Linked DNA regions of Mus musculus: region 2 is linked to region 1. Evidence: chromatin loops called from intact Hi-C (ENCODE). Cell type or tissue: heart. All regions are shown on one strand.

Evidence for each region. A loop is a pair of places that touch in the nucleus more often than their neighbours do. Peaks named below come from ENCODE experiments on the same cell type or tissue, not always from the same donor. Only the 100,000 strongest peaks of a DNase experiment are listed, where the experiment ranks them.
Region 2: it touches region 1 in a loop (2.1-fold over the local background); 4 of 42 quality-filtered maps call a loop at or near these places.

What each region holds. Positions count from the first base shown.
Region 1 is chr11:3,449,821-3,457,820 of GRCm38, reverse strand. Rnf185 (ring finger protein 185) reads left to right here and starts at 4,865. Exons shown (of 7, transcript NM_001290472.1): 1 at 4,865-5,612. It overlaps 8430429K09Rik (RIKEN cDNA 8430429K09 gene), which reads right to left and starts at 5,384. Exons shown (of 4, transcript NR_028317.1): 1 at 5,081-5,384. In heart, CTCF peaks have their summits at 1,277 (motif pointing left), 4,077 and 5,568; DNase peaks (open chromatin) are centred at 1,270, 4,990 and 5,440; H3K4me3 peaks cover 2,794 bases; H3K27ac peaks cover 2,075 bases.
Region 2 is chr11:3,333,929-3,341,928 of GRCm38, reverse strand. Pik3ip1 (phosphoinositide-3-kinase interacting protein 1) reads right to left here. Exons shown (of 6, transcript NM_178149.4): 6 at 1-406. The coding sequence ends at 202. Among named protein-coding and RNA genes, the nearest start is that of Gm12592, 6.7 kb to the right of the region's middle. In heart, no CTCF peak of the experiment used is centred here; DNase peaks (open chromatin) are centred at 4,098, 6,048, 7,018 and 7,418; H3K4me3 peaks cover 426 bases; H3K27ac peaks cover 4,386 bases.

The DNA of each region.
Region 1 (8,000 bases):
GTAAGTATCCTGTTTCGTTTCCTCACTCCTGACCTTCCAAATCCTATTTACTACTTGCCGTTCTAATAAAAGGAGAGGCTGCAAGTTTCTCTTCTCCTTGTTTATTCTTTTCTTTCTTTCCTGTGTGTGCTTTGCTTGTTTTTGTGTATATAAGTATTTTGTCTACCTGTGTGCTGTGCACCATGTGCATGCCTGGTGCCCATGGAAGCCTGAAGCAGGCATCAGATTCCTTGGAACTGGAGTTACACATGGTTGTGAACTGCCATGTGCATGCTGAGAGGTGAACCCAGGCCCCATGGAAGGGCAAGCAGTGCTTTCAACCCTTGAGCCAGCTTTTGAGGCAGTATCTGTAGCCCAGCTGGCCTTGAATTCGTAGTTCTCTTGCCTCAGCCTTCCAAGTCCTGGGATTATGGCCATCATGGTCTGTCTATCTTTCTCTGTGTGTGTATATATATGAACACGGGGTGTGGCTGCACATGCACTAGCACATGTGTTCATATAGGCAGAGATTGAACTAGGGTTTCTTTAGAGGAGTCATCAGCATTACTATTAGTAGTTTTTCGAGACAGGAAAGTTTCTCTGTGTAGTCCCTGGCTGTCCTGGAACTGGCTCTGTAGATCAGGCTGGCCTTGAACTCACAGAGATCCTCCTGTCTCTGCCTTCCGAGTGCTGGGATCTAAGGTGTGCACCACCACTGGCCAGCTCAGGGGATGATTTTTAGAGGTCACTTCTCTCCTTCCATTATGAGTGCCAGGCATCAAGGTCAGCTCGATGGGCTTGTTTAGCGAGTGCCTTTGCTGGCTGAGCCATCCCACCAGCCCTTCATTATTCTTCATCAGGGCCCTCACAGCAGCTAGCCAGCAGACTCGGGGATCAGCCTTTCTCTGCTTTCCCTAGTCCTAGCACTACAAGCAAGAGCCACTGAAGACTGAAGTCACCATTGATGAGCCATTTCCCTGGCCCCTTTGTTTGCTTCTCTATGTCACTAAAAACTCATGGATTCTCTTGCTGGTTCCTGGCGGCTGGAAGGTGAGCTGTTCTCTTCTATCCTGCCCTCCCTGCCAAAAAAAAAAAGTTCAGAGATTTACTGTCTTAAAGAAGATGCAGCTGATGAGCCAAGCACAGCATCTGGGAGAGGAGGGAGTATCCTGAAGCAGGAGAGTGTGGTGCTCAGTAGTTTAGAGCACTCCTTTTCTCCCAGAATTGGGTTCAATTTCCATCACTCACATGGCAACTCACAGCCATGTGTAATCCAGGCCCAGGGGATCTTCTGCCCTCTGCTGGCCTCCATGGATACTGCATGTAAGTGATGCATACTAAACATGCAGGCAAATGCTCATACCAGTATAATTCTTGTTGCTGTTTTGGGTTTTTGTTTTGTTTGGCTTTTTTTTTTTTTTTTTTTTTTTTTGAGACACGGTTTCTTTGTATAGCCCTGACTACCCTGGAACTTGCTCTGTAGACCAGGCTGGACTCAAACTTAGTGACCTGCCTGCCTCTGTCTCTGAAGTGCTGAGATTAAAGGTGTGCCCCACAGCTTGGCATAAGATAAAATTTAAGAAGTGTGGTGGGGGGAGGATTGTAGGGAGTAGTGGGAGAGAGAGAGAGAGAGAGAGAGAGAGAGAGAGAGAGAGAGAGAGAGAGAGAGAGAGAGAGAGAGAAAGAAAGAATATGAACCTCCCAAGATACCAGCAATGGACTTTGCCATAGCAGAGCCAGGAATTTATGTGGGTAGGAACAGATTTGTCTCTGCACAAAATAATGGCCACCGTTGTTCATATTGTTGTGGGATCCGCTTAGATCCAACATAACTCAATACCGAGTCAGTACAGATGACACAAATTTAGTGTAATCAAGCCACTACTGACCCATTAGGGCCACAGACCAGACTTGGGAGCTGAACTGTGACCTTGAAGGAAAGTTGTACAGCATATTTAAAGGATGGAAGCATAACATGACAGGGGCAGGGTGGGCTGGAGCACTGTCTAATTATATTTTGACATAAGGGGTTGAGCAAGGGAGCTTCCTGCAATCAGGATGGGAGTTGGCTCCTAGGCCTGGGAATATGAACTTAGTTGACTCTGCCAGCCAGATGGAGAAGCTGTCCTTGTGATGGCTGGACTCAAGCAACTGTATCCTTACAAGTTGTCTCTGAGATGGCTGGACTCAGACAACTGTCTTCTAACAGAGGCTGTTCAGCTGTTGGGAAGTCGCCAGTTCCCATAGTTTCCCCTATGATTAAATGGAATCTGAAAACAAAATGGCAGTACTTAGGACTGCTTGTCCCTAACATTCTGTGCCAAGAATCTGGATGGATGGCAACATATAAGGGAGGCACAGGGGAGAAAGCCCAGTGAGTCAGCTATACACGGAGGGACACCTCTCTCCAGGCTGTTACTATGACATCATAGGGAAAAGTGACCTTCAAACACAAGATTTTTGGTGGAGAAGCCGGCGGTGCTATGTGGTGATGTTAGGGTGGCATCTGGGATGAGAGACTTCCACATGCATCTGAGAAGACTGAGCAGCCTTCGTGAGCCCGCGTTCCAGGGAAAGGGACCTCCAGACTGGATGGACAGCTGGAGAAAATAAACCACTGTACAGATGTGAAGCTGGAGCCGCGCTGTCTGCTCGCGTGATGACGTCATTTCAGAAAGCACAGATCAGGAATAGGCTCAGAATAGGATTCCAGAACAGGGGCCAGATAGCTCAACGGTCCCGAGTTCAAATCCCAGCAACCACATGGTGGCTCACAACCATCTGTAACGAAACCTGACTCCCTCTTCTGGAGTATCTGAGAACAGCTACAGTGTACTTACATATAATAAATTAAAAAAAAAAAAATTCCAGAACAGAGCAAAAGGCTTCCTCCTTGCTACACCCTCAGAGACAGGACTTTTGAGGGCCAGGCCACAGTACTTAGAGACTCACATACTGAAGCTTGTGTTGTCAGCGGGTGGAAATCAGGATATAGGTCCTAGCAGCTGGAACTGCTGGCAGTGTAAGCACGACCCCAAGTCATCTGAAGGGGCTTCAGGACTCTAACTGCCTTTGGTCCCTCGGTGATTAGAATGGCCAGAAGTCCCCAGAGGGTACTGAGGAGTCCCCAGGACCTCCAGCAAGCCAGTCCACTGTGCTTTGCCTTTGGCTAGCACAGCTCCCCAGGGACAAGGTAGGGACTCAGGTCTTGTCCTGACTCAGCCTGGTAAACTGTACTGGGATCCAATGTAACAGGAGATAACAACAATAGCAACAACAAAAGATACATCAAGATTAACATGGACAGGAAGTCAGTTTGTAGAGAAAGGGCTGTAAGAGACCATGCACCAGTATGGTGGATACTTTTTAGGGACTTTGCTCAGCTTACTAGCCCACTTCCATTCTTGGGTAGTTTTGTTTTTTTATATGTATGAATGTTTTGTCTAGAAGCATATATACTCACATGTTCATGCAGCACCCAGGGAGGCCAGAAAAGGGTATCAGATCCCATGAAACTGGAGTTAGGTAAGGTTGTGAATCACTATGTGTGTGGTTCCTTGGAATCAAACCTGGGTCCTCTGGTTCCCCGTCTTCACAGCTGAACCATCTCTCCAGCCCGTTTTCACCTCCCTCCCTTCCTTCCTCTCTTCTCTCCCTCTCTCTCCCTCCCTTCCTCCTACTCTCTGTTTTTTGTTTTTGTTTTTTTGAGCTGGGTTTCTCTGTGTAGCCCTGGCTGTCCTGAACTTGCTTTGAAGATCAGGCTGTCCTGGAACTCACAAAGATCTGCCTGCCTCTGCCTCCCAAGTGCTGGGATCAAAGGTGTGCACCGCCAATACCACCTGTCCTTTTCCATTTCTTGATAAGTTGTCTAATTTTATTCCATGCCTAGTTTAAAAGGTGTGACCTTTTCTCCATCTTCTGGCAGCTGTTAGAGTTTTCAACTAGCCTTGATTGCTTTTTTCAAACTCTAATAAAGTTGTCCTGAGCTTCCTTTGAGTCTCTTCTAAATTCTTGTATTAATGATACTAAGAACCCCCCAAAGAATCTTACTTTTTCCAGGAACAGAAGGAGGAGGAGTATTCTGACCGATCCCTCAGGTCCCCCACAGGTGGAGCTAGAGATTGATAAGGTCAAGGACTCTGGGGAGAGGATGCAGGCTCACCTGCCATCTGGCGTTTGGGCTTTCACACTGGCAAGCAGAAGCTGAAAGCCATCCAGTACAGGATACAAGGCCGGTGTGCCAGCCCTACCTCAGCTTACACACAGGAATGCTACTGCTACTGCTTGTCCGAGGCAGGACGGAAGTCCCTTCTTGTTCTACAGAATGAGGTGTGCCGGCTCTCCACCCCCCACTCCCCCCACCCCTGCAACAGCACAGCTATGCAGCTTTGTAGGAGCTGCACAGCAAAATCACTCACCTGCACTGAGCACTGTTGCACTGGACTCACATGTTTTTATATATGGAAAGCTAAAACACCAATTTTTCTAGTTATTTTTAAATATAATAAATGCACTTGCTACTGTAAAAAAAAAACAATCCCTCATTGGTTACAAGTTCATCTAATTAGTTTTAAAATAAATTACCATGTATTTATTAAGTGTCTCTGTATACATGTGAAGGTCTGATGACAACTTGCCAGACTCCTTTCCTTCCACCGCTGGGTTTCTGGGGACTGAACTAGAGTTGACAGGCTTGGCAGCAAACATCTTTACCTCTGAACCATCTCATGGGCTCCAATTAGTTATACTCTTATTACCTTTATTATTTTGATACTGAAATTTCACAGATTTGGCTAGTAGAGTCTTCAAGAGAGCTCCTGGGTCGTTTTGCACATTCTCATCCATCACCACTGTTAGCATTCCTTCTAGGCTCCGCCCCACAGTTACCTGGCAACAGCGAGGTATGCCCGGCTTACTATAAAAGGGGCTGTTCGCCCCCTCCTCTCCCTTACTCTTTGCCCCCTTCCCCCTCCGCCCTCTCTCTTCACGCGTTCCTGGCCGGCCTCTCTCCCTTCTCCTCATTCTCTACTCCCTTTCCTACTCCACTTCCCATGCCTCCTCCTCCTGTTCTTCTTCTTTATAAAACAGAACAACCACTGACCTTACTTTCTTGTACAAGGCATTCCAAACTGGTATTTCTAGAACTGGCTTTTTCATCCGCCCATTATTTTTGCGACACGGTCCCATGTATCCCAAGCCTGCTTCGAAAACGACATTGAAGTTCTGACCCATCACCCGAATGAATGCTATGATTAGCTGGCGGGTACGCACATATTTATTCCCACGTCTTCACGCGGGCGAGGCGAGCTCGCCCATCCACCGAGCTGCCTTCCCTCCTCTTCCAGCGCTAGGAAACCCTACGGAAAGACCAGACGCCCTCCCCTTCCTGTCCCGGGGCGGAACTTACCAGCCGGGCGCCTGGGCCGGAGAGCAGCGCTGCACACCAGCCTTTTCCGGCTGGAACCGGAAGTTGTTCTACTAGAGGCGGCTCCGCGTCAGGTGACCAAGTTCCCGGTAGGAGGGGTCGGAGGTTCAATCTTTCTGACTGACGCGTCTCTAAGACTGGCTCGGCTACTCCGGGACGGGGGAACGGACAGCTGGCGTCGCTGGCGCTCGCTCTACCGCGGCGGCAGGTAGGTGACGAGCTGGGACGGCGGGCCCGGGAGGCATGGGACCCCCTTCCCAGGCTCAGGGATCTGAAGCCAAGGGCCAGGAGTCATCCAGTCTGGCTCTGTCCAGGTCCCAGAAGGAAGGTCAGACTGGCATCCGTGGGTACAGATTGGGCAAACTAAGGCCCCAGAAAAGGGAAAGAAGGGTGCGCACAAGCTCCCCTTCCAGACGGGGCTCGTCCTGACTCCCGTAGCCTCGGGGGCGGGACCGCCTCTCTCGTGGGTGGCGATTTGGTGGAGTGGAAAGATGAGGAATGCGGTGAACAGATTTGGGGTGAAGCGTAGGAGACCTGGACTTGAGTTCGCTGCCTGCAGCTCACTGTGCGTTCGAGGCCAAGTCTTTGACCTCCCTGAACCTAGTTCCCACAGCTGTACAACCGGGCACAGCTGTCTCAAAAGCGTGGGCCTCCACAGCACCTGCTCCGAAACCCTCCGGGATGCCGGCTCTCCAGCCCTGGGCTTTTCCCACAGCTTGTTTCGAATCTGGGTCTGGATCCTAGGAAACCTTATTTTGAACGTTCTCCTCTGGAGTCCTACTCGTGTTTGAAGCCTGCTCATCCGAAGTGCGGTCCCGCTGTGAATGCGGTACTCGATTCGAGGCAGCTGGAGCCGGCTCGATTCTATGAAACTTCTAGCTTAGGAAAGAACGCCGGAGGAGAATAACTAACTATCTTTAAAAGCTGGCGCGGGGTGGGGGTGGGGGTTGGGTGGGGGAGTTATGGCAAAGAGGCCTCCTGCTTGATCTTTGTAGCTGAAAGAGGTACAGCTACGATTAATAGGTAGGTTCTAGGGGGAAGACACATGTGTACTTACTATTAAGAATTTAACGGAAGAATTATCAGAGGTGACGACTGATGGGGATTGACTGTCTCCTTGGGAAAGGAAGTATACAGGAGGCGGCCCTTTCCAATTTAAAAGGCTCGTATTAGTATTTATTGTGACTCTTACCTCTCCACTGATAACTCTGTCTTCAGAGTGTATGTGATACTTCTTTTGTGGTCTGAGACAGGGTCTCAGGGATCTCAGGCTGTCCTCAAGCTCCTTTTGTAGTTGGCCTTGAACCCGGATCCTGCTGTTTCAGTCTTAAAGAGTGCCAGGATCACTCGTTACTTAGTACCATTATGCCTACAGAATGTGACATTTCTTTGTCTTCCCTTCTGGACTCTCCTCCCTAGTTTATATCTCCTATCAATAAGGCCAGCACACTTGATCTTATGTAATCTTTTACTGGTTGTCACATTTGTCATCCTTCTTTTCATCATCCTTTTTGGAATGATCCATTATCTGATAAAAATTATCCAAAGTATATGTTGTATTAATAAACAGGAAATAAAAATTAATTAACTAAAATTAATACATTGGTCAGTTAGTAATTTTTGTTTTACATTTAAGTTTTTAAAATTTATTTTAAGTCGGGGTCTCACTCTGACATTCAGCTCAGGCTGAGAACAATTTAGAAAGTCAGTCTCTGTCTGTCTTATCTGTGTCTCTCTGTCTTTTTCTCTGTCTATCTCTGCTCTCTTCCTCTCTGCCTCCATCCCTCTCTTCCTTTTCCAGAGTATTATTATGTAGCCCAGGGTGACTTCAAACTGGTCCCCCTGCCTTAGCCTCCCAAATGCTGGGATTGCTTGTTTTGCCCAAGGCTTTGCTTGCCAGTGGGCTCTGATTACAGAATGGAAGGCCAATTCAGTTGTTTGGGTCAGTCTTCTCTCTGGTTTATAAACTGAACTTTAATTCTTTGTCTAGCAGTGTGTGTATAGGTGTGAGAGTGTCTGCAGTTTTTAAGCTAGCTTTCTGGATGCCCAGCACATATGACCAATTCTTTTATGGTCCTGACTTGCATACCTATAGCTTTGTAATCTAACTTTAGATTTCCTTATTTTGCACTTTACCAGACACTAAGTAGATAACTTTTCCATCTCCCATTAGAGTACTTAAGAATGCTTATGTTGTCTGGAGAAGCAAAGATTCCATATTATGACCCAATTCTGCTGACACTTCCTCCACAAAACAAAAGGTTGGGGTTGAACCAAAAGTTCCTGCCTGTTTTCCTGTTGTTTATGTTTCTCAAGATTAAAAAAAAAAAACAGTTGTGAAATGGTCATTCAGTTGTTACCTAACATTCGAGATGGTTTGGCCTTAGACTCTATTGTCATCTCGGTGGTAAGGAAAATGCTCTTAATTTGTTGGATTTTTAAAAACTTACTAATTTGGGGGTTTCTTTTAAAGGGATACTTGATTGATGTAAATGTGTTCTGCTGGCCTGTGAAAAATAAATTTGATGGTAAAAATAAGTTTAGGAAAAGCTACTGGCCGTTACCCTTTCTTTTTGTTGTTGTTGTTGTTTTCCAA
Region 2 (8,000 bases), 120 kb after region 1:
CGTTGATAGGACCCTACCCAGCCTCCTCACCCTCACCCATAATGCTACCTGCATCTTCTTGTGTCATGAGGAGTCACATTCCCCCCAAAAGAAAAATGGGATAAGGTTTTAACCACAACACAAAATGTAGCTCCTCCCAACTGCAGGAGGGTGGCCTGTCCTGTACCAGTGTTTACATGGGCACCTGCCCACTGAAGGGGCTCAGGCCCCAGGGGTGCCAGCCTGGCCCGTGAGGAGGGTGCTGCCCTCCTGCACGTCAGCAGGAGTCTGGTTGCTGTGCACAATGATGGTGTTTTCATCCACGGTCTCACAGGTGGGGTTTGTGAAGGCAGACAGGGGCAAGGTGATTCGCTGCATCTCCCTCTCACACGCTTTCTTCTCATGTTGCTCTTTCAAGTCCTTCCCCCTGTCAGGAAAAGAAAGCATCAGGTTGAGCTTCTACCATGGCTTTGCTCAGTTAGCCTTTGTGAAGCCTGAGCAGGTCACCCGACCAAGTCAGGACTAAACCAGCCCAGGACCAAGACATTGATTAGCCATCCTATCAGGCAGCCTTAGACTCCGCAGGCAGCGCTGCCCACTGCAGGCTGCTCTGTCTTGAGTGGCTGCTGCATGGGACTCAGTAGGGATAATGTACAAGAAAGAAACAAAGTAAGACAGGGCTTTGTTATCATCCCAGGGGTCCCAGAGACCCAAATGCTTCACCCAAGCCCTTCCTGGGCTGCCGAGATGGCTCAGCAAGAAAAGGCACCAACCACCAAGCCTGACAGCCTGAGTTCAAAAGAGTAAGGTCACAGGTGACATCTCACAAGTTGCCCTCTGACCTCTACACCTGCAGTAGCAGGCATGCACCCTCTCCACCACAAAATAAATTTTTGTTTGTTTTAAAAGACTGTCTTCTCGAGCCGGGCATGGTGGCGCACGCCTTTAATCCCAGCACTCGGGAGGCAGAGGCAGGCAGATTTCTGAGTTCGAGGCCAGCCTGGTCTACAGAGTGAGTTCCAGGACAGCCAGGGCTATACAGAGAAACCCTGTCTCAAAACAAACAAACAAACAAACAAAAAACCAAAATAAAACAAAACAAAACAAAAACAAAAGACTGTCTTCTCATCCTAAAGTCCTGGAAAGTGGGAGCCCAGGCTAGAAATTAAAGGACTCAAGGGCAAACAATGAAAATGGCTATCAAAAACCTCTCAAGTTTGTCAATGTCTTTGATTTCTCCTGATACTCTGTGACCTATTTGGGCTGCATTGCTGTTCTGCTTATGTAGAATAATCACACCATGCCTGAGGGGTGTGTGTGTTTGTGTGTGTGTGTGTGTGTGTGAGAGAGAGAGAGAGAGAGAGAGAGAGAGCTCACTTCAGTCTCTGTTCAGCCTAAGATTTAGTTATTTTATTTTAAAAAGGGGGTGGGGTGTAGAGATGGCTCAGCAGTTAAGAGCACTGACTGAGTTCAATTCCCATAACCACATGGTGGCTCACAGCCATCTGTAATGGGATCTGACACCCTCTTCTGGTGTGTCTGAAGACAGCTACAATGCACTCATATAAATGAAATAAATAAACCTTTTTTTAAAAGTTAAACAACAACAACCAGTCCAGAGCATTTAAGGGATACAGGATAGACTCTAACAAGTTCATTGGGCTCTGGCTGCTCTTAAGAGAAATTGTGATGCAGAGTCAACCCCTAAGGCATGGTGGTACAGGGATTCAAACCTAGGTCTTCTAACTCCACATGTGGGCCCTTCCCACGGGAGCCCTGCCCCTCCACTATGTCTAGTAGACTGCACGCCAGAGCCAGTACTGACCCCAGGGCACATCCTTTGAAGCCAACAACTTGGGCTCTGCTCTCAGAAGGTGACAGGAACCAAGTGGGTGATTAAAACTACACAAGCCTCAGGAGTAGAGGCTGAAGCAATGCAGTGCAGGTGGGAGTGGTCTTCTGGCGAAACCTCCACCACAAATCTCAATAAACCCAAGAGCCAGATGACTGCAGAAGTGCGAGGACAAGGTCAGTCCGCACAGGCCCCCCTCTCTCTCGGCTCATGCCGTCACTCAAGAACACTGGTGTTCATCATCTCTTGCAACAGTAAGCTCCCAGGCCAGGTGAAGGACTTCAGCCACCACTGCAACATGGTGCTGGAGAATGTGACAGAGATGTTGACCCCGAGAGCAACAACAGCAAGAAGTCATCCAAGCAACAAGGATCATTGCATCTCCAAGATGGCCCTGCCCATCCTGTGGTATGGACCCCATTCATCCCCAGCAAGTACAGTAGGAACCTCTCTCCCTCCATGAGAACTTGCTCCCTGCCTTGCCAAGACCTGCCCAGTGCAACTGAAATAAAATATTGTTTGTTTGTTTGTTTGTTTAAATCAAAACACAGGGGCCTGGGTTAGATCTCAGGGACATAGCTATGATCATCTGTATCCATCACATGATATGCACTGATGAAAGTTAAAGAAAAAAAATACTGGAGGACAAATTCACAGGAGCCTCAATTTAAATACCCTCTTAGCTAATTCCCTCTACTGTGTATCCTAGCTCCAGTCTAGCCTATGTGTTTAACACTTGGCAAGACAGCTCTCTGTGCCTCTGTTTTTTCACATGTGAAATGCTTTTGAAGCGGCTTGCACAAAAACCAGTGCAACTGCTGTATGATCTAGGTTATGCCTTGCTCTGGCACGGTCCTGACTCACTCGGCAATGTTACCCTCATTGCCCTTAAAAGACCTCTCCTATTACCCACCCAAGGCAAGAATTATTCATCTTACTTAGTGATACCCTCCTCTCTGGGCCTTAATTTCACCATCTTAAAATAAGGAGTTGGGAATGATAATCTCTGGAGCCCTGGACCGTCTGTGATTCCCCCACGTGACTTATGATCTGATCCCCAAATCCCCATTGTAAGGCCACAAGAGGCTGATAAACTCATCCCCCTGGAGCCCCTGGGGCACCAAGTTTCTCAACATGCAAGCCCAGGCCTGGCCTATGCTTCCTGTTAGCTTTTTTTTTTTTTTTTTTTTTTTTGAGACACGGTTTCTCTGTGTAGCCCTGGCTGTCCTTAAACTCACTTTGTAGACCAGGCTGGCCTTGAACTCAGAAATCCGCCTGCCTCTGCCTCCCAAGTGCTGGGATTAAAGGCGTGCGCCACCACGCCCGGCCTCCCGTTAGCATCTTGACTGGATATCAACTCCCACCTGGTACACTCATCACAGAGAGAGGGTCTTCTGGATTAAGCATTTCCTTACTTGTCTCCTCAGTCACCCATCAGTTGTGGTTGACTGCCATCTGTATAATTAATATAAAGCCATGCTCTTCAAGATGGCTCATGTAGGCAAACACTTGGAATGTCTGGGTTTGATTTAGTAAGGGATCCTCGTTCCCAAGCTAGCAGTGACTCACAAAAATAATGCATTCAAGTCGTGGTGGAGGTCTTAAATCCCAGCACTCAGGGGGCAGAGGCAGGAACTCTGTGAGTTCAAAGCCAGCCTGATCTAGAATGAGTTCCAGGACAGCCAGGGCTACACAGAGAAACCCGGTGTGGGAAGGAACATCTTTTACCAGAGGCTAAAATTCAAAATCTACAAAAAGGCTGGAGGAAGAAAGAAAGCCAAGAACCCACCACTTTCAGAAGACCCATCGAGGTACCAGGAGTGACACATCATCCTGGAAGAGAGGCAGCATTTTAACTGCACCTTTGATGGACGCCACACACTACACAGGCCCTGCCCTCACTTCTGCCCATTTATTACATGCAGAAGCCTGGTTTCCTGCACTCCCTACCCTATGAAGCATGTGTCTGTACCGTGATGAACAGCTGGTAAGGCAGGCTTCACCACTCACAAGTCTATAGGGGTCAAAACAGTTTGTATTAGCGGAGGGCTAGAACAGCAACTAAGGGTGAAGGAAGCAGCCGCTGTGACTAGTCTGGATGGATCAGCCTTATCCATTTAGGAGCCTGGAAGCATGTCTCATCCCACGTGCCTACCTAGGAATCCTGGAGATGGAGGCTGCCAGGGTGAAGTGACCATTAGGCAGCCCAGCACCCTCCCACTGTGTGGGGGCAGGGGACAGTCTGGCTGTTGTCTGGCAGCCAAGACAGAACAAAGGCTTACTCACTGATTCAGCTTCTCTCCCGTGGGGGTGGGATGGTGTTGCCTTACTGTTTTCCCTCCTTTTATCAGACTAAGAGCTCCCTGCAGAGCTAAGACAGCACTCAGCAGGGACAGGGAGCAGCCCCAGCCGCCGCCTGCCTAGCTGCACCTCATGGCCTGAGTGACCAGGACAAAGGCCCGGACAGACTGAGTTCCCTTCCACCCCCACCTTCAGCTATTCTTTCCAAGGAGGAAGCGGTGGTGCCTGCCCACCCTTCCCAACTCTGGGAAGCTCCCTTCATCAGCCAAGCCCCGGGACATTACAGAGTTGAAGACTTGCAGGAATCACACTAATTGTTCTGGGGCCCACGTGCAAGCTGGGCTGGCCAGAGAGAAGGAAGGTGAAGAATCAGAGCTGTGCCTGTCTCCTGCCTCCTACACCACCCTAGGCGTGGAAACAGCAGAGGCCTCTGCGGCTTTTTCCAAACCCAAAGCCGTGCTGTGCCTCACTGCTGCTCTCACTCCAGATTTATTTATTTTATGTATGTAGGAGGCTACTGTACAGACACACAAGTATATACCCGAGTGTGTGCACACTGACTCTATCCTCACAAGATACCCATGCCCCATCTATTGTCATCTCTTTTTCTCTGATAAAGCTGGGGGTGGGGAGAGGGGAGAGAGAGGGGAGAGGTGTGAGAAGGGGGGGAGTTGATGAAGGAGAGAGAAGGGGTAGAGAGAGGGAGAGGGGGGGAGAGTGAATGAATGAGAGAGAAGAGGAGGAAGAGGGAGCAGATAGGGAGAGAGGAGAAAGGAGGGAGGGAGGAGGAAGGAAGGGAGAGAGGGAAGGGGAGAGAAAAGAAGGGAGAGGGAGGGAGGGAGAGAGAGAGAGCTATGGCAGCTCACAACCCTCTGGGAAGGCCACAGTGCAGACAAACATGCAAGTAAAACACCACATAAAAAAGGTGTTGTTTAAAGAGGCTGGAGAGCTGGCACAGCAGCCTCAGAACACTGGCTGCTCCTTCAGAGGAACCAGACTGGATTCCCAGCACCCACGTGGTGGTTCATTCGTAACTCCAGTTCCAGACGGTCCAGTTCCTTCCCAGGCTTTTGAGGACAGGGTGCACAGATATATATGCAGGCAAACCCCACATACATACATACTTACACACACACACACACACACACACACACACACACACACACACACACACACACACATACAGTTTCAGGCCAGCCTGGGTTAAAGAGTAAGAACCTGTGATGGCACACGCCTTTAATCCCAGCACTCGGGAGGCAGAGGCGGTCGGATTTCTGAGTTTGAGACCAGCCTGGTCTACAGAGTGAGTTCCAGGACAGCCATGGCTATACAGAGAAATCCTGTCTCAAAAAACAAAACAAAACAACAACAACAACAAAAAAGATTAAGAGCCTATCTCAAAACAAGAAACACTCACGCACACACACAAAGTGGTCTAGACTGGGTACCAAGGACATGATATATTTTAACTCCTCTAGGTCTCAGCTCCTCATTGAGATCAGAGCTTCAAGGGAGGCGACGAGCTAATAATCACCGAGGAAGGCATACAGCAGGGCCTGACTTATCAAGAAAGCATGCAGACAACAGTGGCCACTGTGATTAGCATCTGATTGCTGTCCGACTGCTTACATAAATGTCTGTGCAGGGGAAACATTTAACAGACACGATACCTACCAAGCAGGGGTGGCCTGAAATGACACTCAACTTAAAGTTCTTGCCCTGCCATCTGTTCCCTTTGGGTGGGGAGAGGGAAGCTCGGAGCTTGTTTCTAGACCACATGCGGTTTCCTGTTGTACAGGTTGTTCTCAGAGCCTATTTGCTAAGGAAAGGGGTGGTCCCGAGGTGACAGGGAATCTGGTGACTTAGTGCCTTCCCCCACCCCCCACCCCATGTACCGGAAAGTTCACTCAAGGTCACGTGGCAGACCCATGACAGCCTAAAAGAGTAAAACTAAAAGAAAAATACCTGGCTTCTGCACGGGGCACCCGCTGAGCTTGGAATTGAGGGCAGCTAGATCAAGCTCCTGAAGGTCTGGAAACTGTCCTAAGATGGGAAGGCGGCCAAATGCTGTCCTGAGGCTGAGGAACATGGGAGAGTCTCAGCGCTCAGGCTGGGTCAGTGGACTGTACAGGCAGAGGAACTATACTGTTTTCTGCAGAGTTTCTAAATGAACAAGTGGGTGTCCCTGGACCTACAAATCATCGATGTTTCTGAGGACCACACCCTTAGTCGGGATGCTCCCACAGGTCCATGGTTCCCGACTCACAGGAAATCAGAGAAACCCATAAAGTAAAATCACCTGTTCATGCGAATGGTAGAGCTGGGATTGAAAGCAACAGAGCAGCCTGGCGTGGTGGTGCACACCTTTGCTCCCAGCACTTGGGAGACAGAGGTGGGCAGATTTCTGAGTTCGAGGCCAGCCTGGTCTACAGAGTGAGTTCCAGGACAGCCAGAGCTATAGAGAACCCAGTCTCAAAAAACCAAAAGGAAAAGAAAAGAAAAAGAAAGCAATACAGCACCAGCGTCCTTTTCAGAAACAGCAGGGCTGCAGTCACCATCCCTAACTCCCCAGCTGAGAGAGAAACTGAGGGCCAGAAAAGGTAAGTAGTCAAGTACTCACAGCCTATAGACAAGCACAGCAGCTGCTGTTAATGGATCACTCGCTGTGCGCCATGCACTCAAGCTAAGCAGCCACACACCTTCCCCCAACAGGAATGCTTCCGGTGGGTAACAAGCAGCAGCCTGCCCAGCCGGCCACGTAGAAGGCAGCTTGCTCCGCCGCCTATTCTCTCTTGCCTCAAGTTTCCTTATCTGAGAGCTGGAAAGAACTGCCATTCATCTGATAAGATCGATTGGAATCTAGCTCTCCTGAGGAGGAAGCAGGATTCAGACTGCAAGAAGCCAGGCTTGGTGATTTAACACTTTAATCCTAGCAACCAGGAGGCAGAGGCAGGCACTTCTCTGAATCCAATGCCAGACTGGTCTGTCTAGAGGGATCCATGACAGCCAGAGTTACAGGGTGACTGAGACCCTGTCTCCAACAAACACCAACATCAAACAACAACAACCACAATGAAGAGTTTGAGGCCATGTTCTCGATATATGAAGATTCCAAGGCCAGCCTAGTACATGAGACCCAGACTCAAACAGAAAATGAGGTTGGGGCAGGCCAAGCGTCGGAGCATAGCATAGCAGTAGGTGAGAACATGCCATGCTGAAGCAATGCCTCGCCTGCCCTTTTCCATCGACAATGTGGCTGACTCAATACCTCTAAGAACGCCTCGGGGTTAGAAAGTGATGGCTGAGAGGCTCTTCAACACATTTTAGATGTGGCTCCCAAAACTGGACAACGCAGCCCACTGTGCCACTTCCCTTACAGGAAGGCTTCTCCTGGCAGAGAAATAGCGCTGGTCCTTGGGGCTGGAACTCATACCCGGATTTTGTCTGAGAACACTCAGTGTTGTAACAATGGTTTTGATTCATGTCACTGATTATGACAGACTTGTCCCATGGGGCTGCAAGTTTGTCCTTGCTTCCCAAGCAGTCTCTTATACTTTCATATCTTGTAAGGAGTGGCAAATGGGTTTTCTTCTGTAATGATTTATTTTCTTCTCCCTACGCTAGAAGACACCCCACTGATGACATTTAAGCCCCAATATGAGACTTCAAGACCAGGGGCTAAGACCAGGGGCTAGGGACCTTTTTCAATAGTGGAATGTTTTGACACACAGTCTCACTCTGCCTTACAGATTGAGGTAACTCACCTCCTGCCTGCTGAGATTAAAGATGTTTTGCTTTTTTACTTTTTTTTTTTTTTTTTTTTTTTTTTTTTGTCTTTTTGAAACAGAGCCTCAGTTTCCAAACTTGT